Linked DNA regions of Mus musculus: region 1 is linked to region 2. A link is a contact called in ENCODE Hi-C or POLR2A ChIA-PET data. All regions are on one chromosome and are shown on one strand. The core of a region is the stretch at or near the end of the contact, and the rest is flanking DNA. Distances in the headings are between cores, read along the strand shown. Region 1 holds the start of Aebp2 (AE binding protein 2). Region 2 overlaps Plekha5 (pleckstrin homology domain containing, family A member 5).

Region 1 (6,167 bases), core at 2,321-4,820, 100 kb before region 2:
TCTGAAACACATACCACTTATTATTTCAGGTGAACTATTCTAAGCCAGAGCTGTAAGCCACTGCAGTCGCACTGTCCTCTTCCATGAAGGACTTGATCCTCCGGCCCCCCAAACCATGGTGTGGACAGCTCCCCAAGGGACATCTCAAAGGTCTAACGGTAGATGGGACCCAGTCCAAGCTTTCTCTGTTGTGCAGCAGAAAGAAGCAAACCGACCTGAGCTTGAGGCCAGCCTGGACTACATAGACAGAGTTGCCCCCCCCCCCCGCCCCCAAAAAAAGACAAAGGGAAAAAAAAAAGAAGAAACTCACAGGCTCTTGCCATGCTCAATCTCACAGCATGGACATAATGTGACCAGCCAGCTTCCTGCTCCTGCCCCAATGCCTTCCTACATGTTCCAAGTATTTCCGAATCAGGGTGGATTTGAACCTTCCCATCCCACCCCACCCTACCCGCTGCCCCTAGAACTATGAACCAAAATAAACCCTTCCTTAAAGATGAAATAAAGTGAACTATTCCAAGTTCTTCTGAGAGTACTGGAGGTGCGGACCTTGTTCACACCCAGCTGCATCTCTCCCAATGCTATTTTCTGTGAGACACTCGTTTGTTTCCATAGCTTAATGGACGTTAAAACACCCCCTCTCGTGCATCATCAACATGAGGGTGACATGGCAAACATGCATGATGATGAATAACAGTACGTGCTTCATGTGGAGTTGGAGTCAGCAGTGTCTCTGAAGGACAGCCTCGATTTTACCTGAACAAAGTGACAGCTTCCAGCAGCACACAGCAGCCCCCAAAACAGGCTGTGCCACAGGGTCTCTTAAAGATACTGGCCTCCCCAACCACATCTACAGTTTAGCACAACCTTTCTAGGTTTTCCTAAGGAGCAGTCTGATTTACACCCATTCGGTTCTTGTGGTAGATTAGATACTAGGTGGACACTGAATTTGGGAGGCTGAGGATTTATTTCTGTGAATCCCAGACCAGCCTGGGCTACAAAGTGAACCTCTGTCGTAAAGATTGTTGGAGAAAGAGCAAGTAGTTACTTATCTCAGTTTTAAAGTGTCGAAAAGAATTCCTGAGGTTTTTCCAGGCAGTCCCTATCACTGACTAGGAACGTGCTCATCTTTGCTCATCCCTTATCACTGACTAGGAATGCGCTCATCTTTGTTGGCAACCAGAATCCCTAAAGACCTCAGGGTGCTGTAACTTCAAACCAAAGCAAAGTCCAAGGATGCCGTGGTGAGGGGCGAAGGTAGGTAAGGTTGAATTCTCAAGAAAGAGCAACTGGGTTATATTAGGCCGACACCCTTCCCCCTAACCCCAAACACAACCCACGGTGAGAAATCACTATTGACTTATAAATTCTAATCTTCAAAAACTAGCAGGTGGTCAAAAGTAAATGCTAATGTACCTTAGGAACATTAAGCATGAGGTTCTTTGGATTAAAAATCAACTTCGATTATGAAATTTTACAATCAAAAATTAGAGCAGCAACCAAAACATACATTTCTTAAATGTACTATCTAGAACAGTGGCAATTACTCCAGATACCTCCCCATACATGACTGCAAAAAAAAAGTCACCACGGGGGATGTGACTCCCACATCTTAGTACCACTGTATATATAATGGTGCTTTTGTAAGCCACAGTCTACTTTTTTAAACCTGCACGCCTGTATCTTGTGACTCCCAATTATTTCCGATTCAGCAAAGCAACTGTAAAGGACATCAATTCAAATCTACTGTTCCTTTCCACAATGCTCTTTCTGTGTTTTAAACTTGGTCCCTCAGATTTGATGACCAAAACTCAAATCCCCTGAGATGATATAACTGACAGATGTGAGGGATCTGAGAAGCAGAGATTACACATAACGGACCAGCAGTTCTTTTTAAAAGTAAAGCAAAGCCAGGGGTGGGGGTCTCCTCCCTGCACAAGTTAGTTCTGTGAGTTCCAGGAGACCAGCCATATTGGAAAACACTTGTCAATTGCAGTTCTGACAAGTGTTCCCGAACACCGATGCACGAAGCTAACCTTGTGTACCGAGGTGTACATCAAGGGCCTCTGGAGCTCGGCTGGGGCGTCTGGGCCATTTTGGGGGGGCTGTCTCCGGGACAGAGTCGTCCTTCGATCCGAAAGGAGAACCGCGCGCCGAGGAAAGGAGGGTGGGGAAAGGAGAGTTGAGGGGGGATGGTGAGGAGTTGGAAGCCGCTCAGCGGCAAGAGGGGCGCGGCGGCCGCCCGGGATTTCCAAGTTGAGATCTGGGGGGGAGGGGCTGAGAATCAGGGGGCGGGAGATCCCGGAGAGAAAGTCCCCAGGTCTGGGGTCCCAGAGTCTGGGGCAGGGGAGATTCCGGCGAAGCCGTTCCCAAGGTGGGCAGGCGGGCGGGGCAGGGAAGGAGAAGCAAGAAACGGAAAGGACTGCGGCGAGAAAGTCCCCTCGGTCCCCTCGGCGGAGCCCGGGAATCTACAGAGCAAGGGATCGCTGCTAGAAGGGTCCCCCCCGCCCCCCGCCCCGCGCTGGGCCAAAGGGTCCAGGAGATGGGAGGGGATCGGGCAAGGAAGTCAGCTCAATGGAGTCCAAGAGGAGTCCCCTAGGTCCCCTCTGTGGGGTCCGGGAGGAGTCCCCTAGACGGGATCCACGCAGAGTCCCCTCGAATCAGGAAGAAGTCCCCTGAGTCCCCCTCGTCGAGGTCCGGGAAGGGTCCCCTTGGCGGCGCACTGACCTGTCCTCCGAGTCCATGCGGCTCAGCGGCTCCCCGTCGGACGACATCTCCAGGCTGCCCCGCCGGCCCCCGGAGGTCGCGCTGCTCCCGCCTCCCCCGGTGCCGTAGCCCTCGTCGCCGCCGCTCGACACCACGCTACTGCTGCTGCTACCGCCACCGCTGCTGCCCGGGCCGCCCGGGCCGCCCCGCGGTCCCTTGGGCTCCTCCAGGCCCTCCTTCCCGTCCCCATCGCCGCTGCTGCTGCTCGCCGCGCCCGGGCTCAGCGAGCGCGTCTCGTCGCCGCTGCAGCCGCCGCTGCTGCTGCCCACCAGGCTCTCGGCGCTGCTCTCCTCCTCCGCGCCGCCGCTGCTGCTGCCCTCGTCCTCGTCGTCCTCCTCGTCCTCGTCCTCGTCCCCGCCCGCCTGGCTGGCGCTCTCGGGGCTCGGCTCCGACATGGTCTCCGCCTCGCCGCCCCCCGCGCCGCCGCCCGCTCCCCCGTTCAACAGCAGCGCGGCCACCGCCTCTGCCTCCGCCTCCTCGTCATCCTCCTCCTCCTCTTCCTCCGGCGGCTCGGCCCGGCCGCGCGCCGCGGGCCCGGGGCTGCCGGGGGACAGCGGGCTGAGGCGGGAGAGCTCCTCCAGGTCGGCCATGTCGGCGAGCGCGGCGGCCATGGCGGCGCCTGCTGCTCCTCCGCCTCCTCTCGCCGCCGCCTCCTCGCCCCCGCCACCCCCCGCTCCGCGCCCGCACGCCCCAAACTCCGCGCGGCCGCCGCAGAGCGGGAGGAGGGCCCGCGGGGCTGCGTCAGGCTGCACACGCGCTACGGAGCCCGCGCGGGGACACGCGCCGGAACGCGCGCACTCACGCGGAGGAGGCAGCGCGCCTGCGCGCCGCGGCGGCCCCGCCCCTCCAGAGTTTCTTTGGGCCTTCCCACGCCTTCCCGCTCCGGGCGGAGGCGGGACGAGCCCTCGAAACCCGAAGTCGGTGGGGATTTTCACAGCCCTGGACTTCTACAGAGAGAAGGAGAAGCATCGGCTCAGAGAGAGAGAGAGAGAGAGAGAGAGAGAGAGAGAGAGAGAGAGAGAGAGTGTGTGTGTGTGGTTTGCGGGGGAGGTGGTGTCCTGTAGAAGGAAGCCGTAAGTGGAGCAAGTGTCTGGCCGTCTGAGCGCTTGCCATACTCAAAAGACAGGTCTCAGACATGTGCAGAAAGTTCGATAAATCGGTTTTTTTTTGTTTTTTGTTTTTGAAGCGCCGAGCCGATGTCCACACCGCGGAGGCAGAGGCTTGACTCGCAAGCCAGGCTTGCTTACCTGTCCCGATGTCCCAATGACCCAAGGAGGGCAGCTCAGACGAGGCGGGCGTTGCTTTGGCTCGAGATCCTCGCAGGTTTTAAGTCCTGGAGCTTCTAATAAAATCTGGGGTGACACTTGTAGGCAGGCTGAGTTCTTGGGGTGTAGCGCTGGCCGTTGAGGGCTCTAACCGCTCTTCCAGAGGAGCCGGCGGTCGGTTTGCAGCACCCACAAGGCGGCTCACAACTGTCTAATCCCAGCAGCTCTGACCACATCTCCCGGCCTCCCTCCCAGTCTGGTGGGTGGTGCACACAGGTACCTCACCTAAAAGGCACACCTTTAACCCCAGCCCTAGGGTGGCCGAGGCAGGAGGGTCTCCGAGATTCCGAGGCCAGCCTGATCTATATAGCGAGTTCCAGGCCAAACTGAAATCCTGCCTCACAAAAAGGGAGGGTGTGAAGAAGAAAGCAGGGAAGAGGTTACTACTCCTACTAATGAAAGGCTCCTCCCTATCCCCAGGCAAGAGTCAAACCTTCCCTTTACAGCTAGGGAAGCATTGCATCTTCCTGAACTTCTCGGTAAGGGAATGCTTTGTAAATAAGCTTTTTGTAAAATAAAGACCTGGAGTTTATGAGGAAGGCTGGTGAGCAGCCCACATCACACCCTGACTCCGGGGCACATCTGATGCTCTGGAGTGGGGAAGCAGTCTCAGAGAGCATTCCCTCATTCATTCTTAGTAGATCTTCACACACAAAGAGAGAGAGAGAGAGAGATCCCCCAGGTGGAGTATTTTCATGTTTCTAGAATTCACTGCCCTAATTTAAAAAATAAACATAATAAAAGAAACAACATGTAGTATGAGGCTAGAAGGGATTGTTGCAACTTTGAGGCCAACTAGTGTGGGCCACAAGGAAACCGCCCCACAAATATCTTAGTGTACAGTTGCAGCCTTAACCTTTGGATACATACTATCACACGTAATGTTCCCCCAGTGGAAGGAAACATCCTCAAAAAAAAAAAAAAAAAAAAAAGAAAAGAAAAGAAAAAAGAAAAAGAAAAGAAAAGTTTCCTCAAGGAAAAGCAAAAATTAAAATGATAATATACAATGTAGCTACACTGGCAGGCGTTAACCTCAAACTCTAACTTTCAGAGTCATTCTTGCAGATAGATCAGGAATGTGTTGTCATCCTGGATTGTAGACTGAGGATCACCAAACTGGACTGGAATAAAGCATGACTCAGTGTATGTGGCAGCTGCTCTAAGGCACATTAGAAATTAGGACTGACCTAGCAGAGGAAATTCAAATCTTTTTATCTCCCCCCACCTTCTAAGAATATTATGCAAATATTCTAATCCTCCCCACCCTGTAAACCTTTGTTTAAATAAAGGCCCATGGCTCTATTCTAGAAACTTGGTGGCCTGGAGCCTTGACCTTTTTCTCCTTGGACCCTCTTCCTCAGTTTCCTGGGTGATGATCTTTCCAGATTGGCCAACTGAATAAAATTGTAAGGTGGGAGCCCAGCCAGTGGGGAAACACACAGCCACCACCTGAGTTAGAGTTGTGTGTGCGGTCTCAGGAGCACACCCTCTTGATCCAGAGTGGTTGCCTTGTCTGGTCCCTTCAGTTGTAATGATGCTCTCTTTCGTTGTGACCCCAACTCTCTTGCATGCCTATTTATCAGTTGTCCACTGTTTATACTTTATAAAATGTATCGGTTTAGGCACCGTCCTCAAACACACCAACTACAGTACTAATACGGTCACTGATTCTATCCCTCACACCTAACACCTTGCCCCTTTGCCTTCTTACATTTGGCTCTGCTGTTCCAGGCACCAACTCTGCCAAACAGGCAAAGCCAGGATGTCCTCGGGAGAAATGGAGATCACTGTGTTGAGCAGCGCTGTTAGTGGAAACCTGGGGTGGGCTGCTGTGCTCTGTGTCCCAGGCTTTCTGTGAAACAGCTCTTTATGAGTCCTGCTTCCTTTAGAGACCCAGACCGGTTTTCATGGGCCTAGACTTGAGACAGATTTGAGTCACAGCTACCCCACGCTGCATTTATGACTCCCCATCGCGTGACTAAGTCTTTCTTACACAGTTTCTCTCCTCCTCTCTTCACTAAAACGAGTCCTGTTCTAGGAAGCAGCCTCCACCTGTGTCACCCAGTGTGCCTCAGC
Region 2 (6,009 bases), core at 3,072-5,571:
ACTGGGCTAGCTGGTCAGCAAACTCTTCGAATCTGTCTTTCTCTGCCTCCTCAGCCATGTCCAGCACTTGCATGTGTTCTTTGGAACTCAGGTCCTCATGCACGGACAACCAATGCTCTTAGCTGCCAGCCCTTTCCTCAGCCTGAGCACATTCACACTCTGGGCTGCTGCTGAAGCTCCTCGGTGAAACACAAGCTTAGCATGGCTGAGGCTCTGGGCTTGATCCTTAGTCACCAGTCAAAAGCATGAAAGAAAACACAATTTGTCAAGAGACCTGTTGGTCTTCATGCATGAAAACAGAAAGTGTAAAAATTACATTTTTGTATGTTGTTTAAATGTAAATTTGTGTTTCAAAGAGAATTCTTACAAAAGAGGATAAAATTCAGGTCTTGAAACAAAACACACCTATAGTCAGGGGAATTCCAGCAGCAAGGGAGGAAAGCCACACATTTCTAAACTTCCTACATGTCCATGTGTCCACATTTCCTTCTAGAATGCCTCTATTGCAGAACAAGTCCAGAGGCTCTTGGTGTGTGTGTGTTTGTGTGTGTGTCTACCAGAAGACATCTGAATGCTATCACCAGAAGCTGTCATTAGAATGTACTTGGTGGAGCCTGCAGTATGTTCAGCATTTTATAATGTGAGGAGAGTGGTCCACATCAAAGTATCTCCTAAAAGGTCCCGGTGCTGAGGAAGGGAGCCTGCCTGACCACACACAGCCCAGAGAGGTCCCCGAGTGGGAAGCATCATGTCTTCACTCTCCTGTGTCCTCTAGACACACACACCCACGAGAATGCCATACCTACACGAGAAACAACATACAAAACCCATCACTTCAAATATGAACTCTAATAAAGCATGGGATGACAGAAGGACATTGGTTTCGGTTTGAGAACATTTGTTGTGCGTGTCTGTGCACGTGGAGGTTAGAGGGCAACTGTGGGAACTGACTCTCCCCTTCCACCATTCGGTTCCTGGCTCTGAGCTCAGGTTCCTAGGCTTGGTAGCAGGGCCTTAGCCCACTGAGCTATTTCTCAGGCCTCACATTCTGGTTTCTAAAATGATACAATCCAAAAGAACTGAAGGGATAACCTCACGCTTCACGGAAAACAGTTATAAATCCTGCTATCCAGTGAGGCCCACACTGTGCAGAGCTTTAGAGTATAAAAATCAACCAAGAATAGCAGATATATAATGATTTGCTGAATCAAGTATGGGGAATGGCTATTTCTCATATTAAAAGAAAATTTTATGGGACGGTTGTCTGAGTGATAGGCAGAGTGCTTATCTAGCCTTCATGAAGTCTGAGGTCCAACCCCCACGACTCCATCTCTATTGTTTATCTTGTCCTGTTTACTTGGGTACCCTTTCAGGCCCAGTTAGCCACAGTGTCCCGGCATCATGCACACAGACTGTAAGTTCAGAGTGCACTTTTCCTTGGCATTGACTTTTCAGGTTGGCTAATGCTCCACAGCTGTTCTTCTCCACAGTCCTGTCAATCAAACAGACCGAGGTCCTACCTCACAATGGCAAAAATAACAGTAGTATCGTAAGCCTACATAGACTACACAGTCAAGCCTCAAGACTGTCCCCATAACCACAGGGAGGAAAACAAACAAACAAACAAACAAACAAACAAACAAAGAAATGAATGAGACTGCACTGCAGCATCCAGAAGGGGAAGGCTGACAGCCTGCTTTCTTCATATATTGTAAAGAAAACCCCATGCTATCTCAGATTATAAACACTACATGTTTTATACAGAAGGAAGAGGAGGAGGAAGAAGAAGAGGAGGAGGAGGAGGAGGAGGAGGAGGAGGAGGCGTCGGCTGCGGCGGCAGCGTCACTAGTTTCTCCCTTTGGAAAGTTTTGGGAAGTCCATGAAGACGATTTAATCTGAGCATAAGATTTGTTGAGATTTTCTGCATAGTCTCAAAAATGTTGTAATATTTTGGCCAATAACTACAATTTTGGCTATTCTTAGCACTGTAGAAACATTTGATTTTTTCCGTATTTAGAAAAAAAATTCATGATGTACTCATCTGTTTCCTGTGGCTGTAACAAACTTCCTGAGATTGTGAATTAATAAGAGAAAAATATTCTTTTTTTTTTTTTTTTAGTTTTGCGAGAAAAATATTCTTGCTCATAATTCTCAAGATTCAGTTAACCAATTGGTTCTAATACTCAGAGCCTTCTGGGCAGGACATAGTGGGGAGAACAGTGCTGCCCAAGCTCTACTCCCCTGGCTGCCAGGGTCCCATGGGGTCCTTTTGTGTGAGCATGTTCTCAATGACAATCACCGTTTGAGAGGCCCGCCCTGTCTCTCATTCTGGGGACCAAGTCTTTAACACGTGGGCCCCTGAGGGACATTCAGCATATACACTAGAGCATGTGGTTAACTTCAGTGACTAATATAGAGCAAATTCATTTTTCCATTTATGTTGCCATCACAGCTAATGTAGTCTTCGGGAGTGATAGACGACCCCTAAGCAAAGTGAGCTTATTAGGCAGGGGTTTATGTAACTGGCAACAAAGTTGGAAATATACTCACTATGGAAAAAGTAAAAAAAGAGAAAAGTATGTTTTTAGAAAACTGTCCAAAAGATTTTATTTCTGTTATTAAGTTGCGATGTGAGCCCACATGACCTGAGTCCTCTCAAGGCAAAGAGAGGGATCTTATTCAGAGTAAGGAAACAGATTGCACAGTGAGGTTTGGCCCGAGTGACAAAGCCATGTGCCTTGGACTTTTACAAGGGCCTGATCCACAAGTTACCACATTCCTGAGAGCAGAAGGCAGGGGGCTTGTGAACCACGGAAGCTGCTGTGCTTCGCGGGAAGGTAAGATACCCGCAGCCAGCAGCTCAAAGGTGTGCTTGCAACTCATCTTGTGCACACATGTACTCAACCAAAAGAGTACCAGAGCTCGTGTGTTTTTCCATTTCAGTTTACAGCTCACGGCTGCAACACAAGACAGCACAAGGCTTGATGTGATGCTGGGGAGAGTTTTGTCCATAGAAGTCATTCGGTAACTACCATCATTGACAATCAAATCTAATTAGCTTTTAAAAAACATGCCTGTTAGTTATTAAATTGATGACTTTTATACTGACTTAAAATAATGTTTCTATTATTACTAAATGGAAAATTCACTAATGCTTTATATAGTAAGCTATTTATTTTCATTTTAATAAACAGAAGGAAAATATTATTTTGAAATCTGACTGCCATAATGACTGTTTTAACAACTTATTTACAAACTAAAAATACGCTAGCATAGGAAACTGGGCCTACAATTAAACTCAATATTTTAGGAACAAAAAAGAAGAAAACCCGAAGTACCCAGATTCTCTTGAGAGAAAGCCAATTCTTAGGCCTTGGTTATGTGGAAAACCACCACAGGGTTAGCAATTCAAAGATGTAATTGTTTAAGAACATGAGAAGTATACATTTCCTGTCCCCACATTCAGTTCTAAGTGCCACTTGCAACTCAGTCCTAAGCACTTCCAGACGTGCTGCTTAACCTCGGGGACCAGTGACCTGCCATGCAGTCTCCGGAGGCACGACTTAACCCCTTCGCACCCTTCTCTCCACACTGAGAAAACAATGTCTGGGAGACATTGCATGTGAAGACTTTATTTTGCTCCTCACACGGCAAGATGCACAGACATCACTAGTGCCGACTCTCACAGCGACAGAAGGGGCCATGGAACCCAGCTGCTTTGCTGCACTAGGGACCGGGGCCTGCACTCTGAGGTGGGCTGATCAGTTACACTGCATCACCAGAACAGGGAGAAGAGGCCCTCCCCAGGCCAGGCTGCCTTCCAGCAGGCTGCTATGCTCCTTCCACAGTCTCCTTCCCTGACTTACCAGCCAGTGACATTTTTGGCTCTGCCCTCACCATCTGGTGCAATGGCACCCAGAGCACACAGCACAATTTGCTCAGAAGTCATTCTCTTAAGAACTGCAGTGACAGGGAGTGCTGGCCAGGGCACATGCGGCCTGACTGGGGCTCCTCTGCTCTCTGCCTCAGCAACACCACTTCCACACAAAGTCATCATGAAACCTCGAATTCCAATTCCATTTACACCCAATGCCTTTCTATCTTCCATGCCCTGAAGCTCCGTGATCTTCCCCCTTAGTCAGCTGCTCCAATAAAAATGAACACCGCAGCAGATTTAGAAACACCATGTCACATTCCCTTATCACAGGTACCACCGAGTACAAATGCCACCACCAACCCCAAGGCATGCATCACAGCGACAGGAGCTGAAAATCTGGCTCTGCCTAAGCACGACGGGGGCCTAACGCTGGGTGGGAAATCTCAAGCGTACTGCAGCCAGCCAAGAGGAGGCTGAACACTCCTTTCCGACCAGAGCTACAACACTGCAGAGTCGAAGGGCGCACACGCCAGAGACTGTATAAACTGCCCTGTGAAAACCCTTTTAAAAATAAAAATAGCATGTACTTTACATATACCTATAAAAATAAACTCTTAGGATAGATTCTAAATAATTCTGAAGTAACTCAAGAATAAATCAATTAGCACCAAGCTAGTTAAAGACAAAATGTTCCTGTCACATCCTCCCAGGTGTCACGACAGGGCTACACCTCAGACCACTTGGTAAATTAAGGGCACAAGAGACTAAAATGATTTTAACATGTCTTTTTGCCTGCAGGCAACTTGGGTGAATCTGACTTAGGATGTTTATCTTAATAAAAAGAATAGCTAGCATTGTATGGTTAAGACAGAAATATTAATTTAAGATGGTCGTAAAAATTCAAACTAATTTTAGGCCAAGTATAAAAGTACTAAGCCATGTTATTTTTGTAGTGGCTAGAGATCACGCTATGAGAACAGACAGCCTGTAAGATTTCAGCTACAGCTGTACTGAGAGAGGCTGAGTAGCCTCTGAGGTTCCCTTAGGGGCAGAAAGGGAGATGGTCAAGGTCTGTACTTACACAGAACAGTCTGACAATGGAACTACATCCACTGGACATTCAGAGGAGTTTATCTACTTCTTAAATATTATTTGTAATTTATCAAATACATTTGTATACCTGTTATATGCCACATATTTATCTGATTCCCTAGACATTTTAGATAGTACCTTAATCTACCTCATTGTCTCCTATCCATTCTTCATACTATACAACTATAAAATGTACACCAAAGAAAAACAACAAAACACACAACCTCTGTCATTCTATAAGGAAAGTCTTTGGTGACATCGAGGCATATTAACGAGTGTAAGATAGTCCTTACCAAATAGTGACTGAAGTAGAGTGCTAGAAGAATTAGTTACTAAAAGCAAATACAACTGGGTACTTCCTTGCTTTAAAAGATTTCTGGCTACTGTCACCATCTTTACTTTGAAATAAAATGACATAGACAATTATAATTTAATGAACAAGGAACACTAATAATATGGCCTACGCTTAAAATTTATTGTAGAGTGCTCTAGAGTGGAAAGAGTATATGCAAAGTCACATAGCAAAATAAAAATGATTACAGGGTATATTACAGCTCTTTAAAAGATAATTCAAAAAAAGGCAACAAAACCTGTACAAAAGTATTGTCACAAAAGTCCCAGGGTAGGTGGGACTTTATAAAGCTCAACTAGAAACATGCAAGAATATTCCATTTGTCATTTAAAAGCAATAATGTAGCATTAAAAGTATATAACCTGTAATTTCATGAATTCAGACAACTCTACCACTCCCTAAAGAACGCTAATTAGCAATATTCTGTAGTAGCATAGATTAAATAGATATTTAGCGTACCAATGGGAAGGACGCTAACAGCAAGCTAGAAAGAGCCAAGTTCAGGCGCTAGTTCTTACACCTTATCTCTTTAGACATGGAACCTACTTCTGACCCACATGTAAGCTACCACAATTTGAAGTAGCCCAACAGCTCTACTGTAGATGAAGCCATTCTTTTTAAGAGTCAAATTGACAAAGTAAATAATTCAGTTCAAACAGAAAATGCTAATGACTTAATTTACCTATTC

The links. A loop is a pair of places that touch in the nucleus more often than their neighbours do. ChIA-PET counts read pairs that join two places held with the same protein, here RNA polymerase II (POLR2A).
Region 1: a loop to region 2 is called in a map of heart, with 2.9 times the contacts of the local background. The contact joins the promoter of Aebp2 here to the enhancer-like site in region 2. A Hi-C loop is called at or near these places in 1 of 37 maps with a recorded cell type or tissue (heart). POLR2A ChIA-PET finds 5 or more read pairs at or near these places in 1 of 5 experiments (Patski).

What each region holds. Positions count from the first base shown.
Region 1 is chr6:140,620,905-140,627,071 of GRCm38, reverse strand. It overlaps Aebp2 (AE binding protein 2), which reads right to left and starts at 3,570. Exons shown (of 8, transcript NM_001005605.2): 1 at 2,728-3,570. The coding sequence starts at 3,377.
Region 2 is chr6:140,517,468-140,523,476 of GRCm38, reverse strand. The region is part of intron 3 of Plekha5 (pleckstrin homology domain containing, family A member 5); the gene reads right to left. Among named protein-coding and RNA genes, the nearest start is that of Plekha5, 96 kb to the right of the region's middle. Within about 2 kb of position 4,321, at least 1 of the 3 ENCODE cell types and tissues checked has a DNase peak (open chromatin) inside an H3K27ac peak, as active enhancers do; it is heart, where a contact is called at or near this core.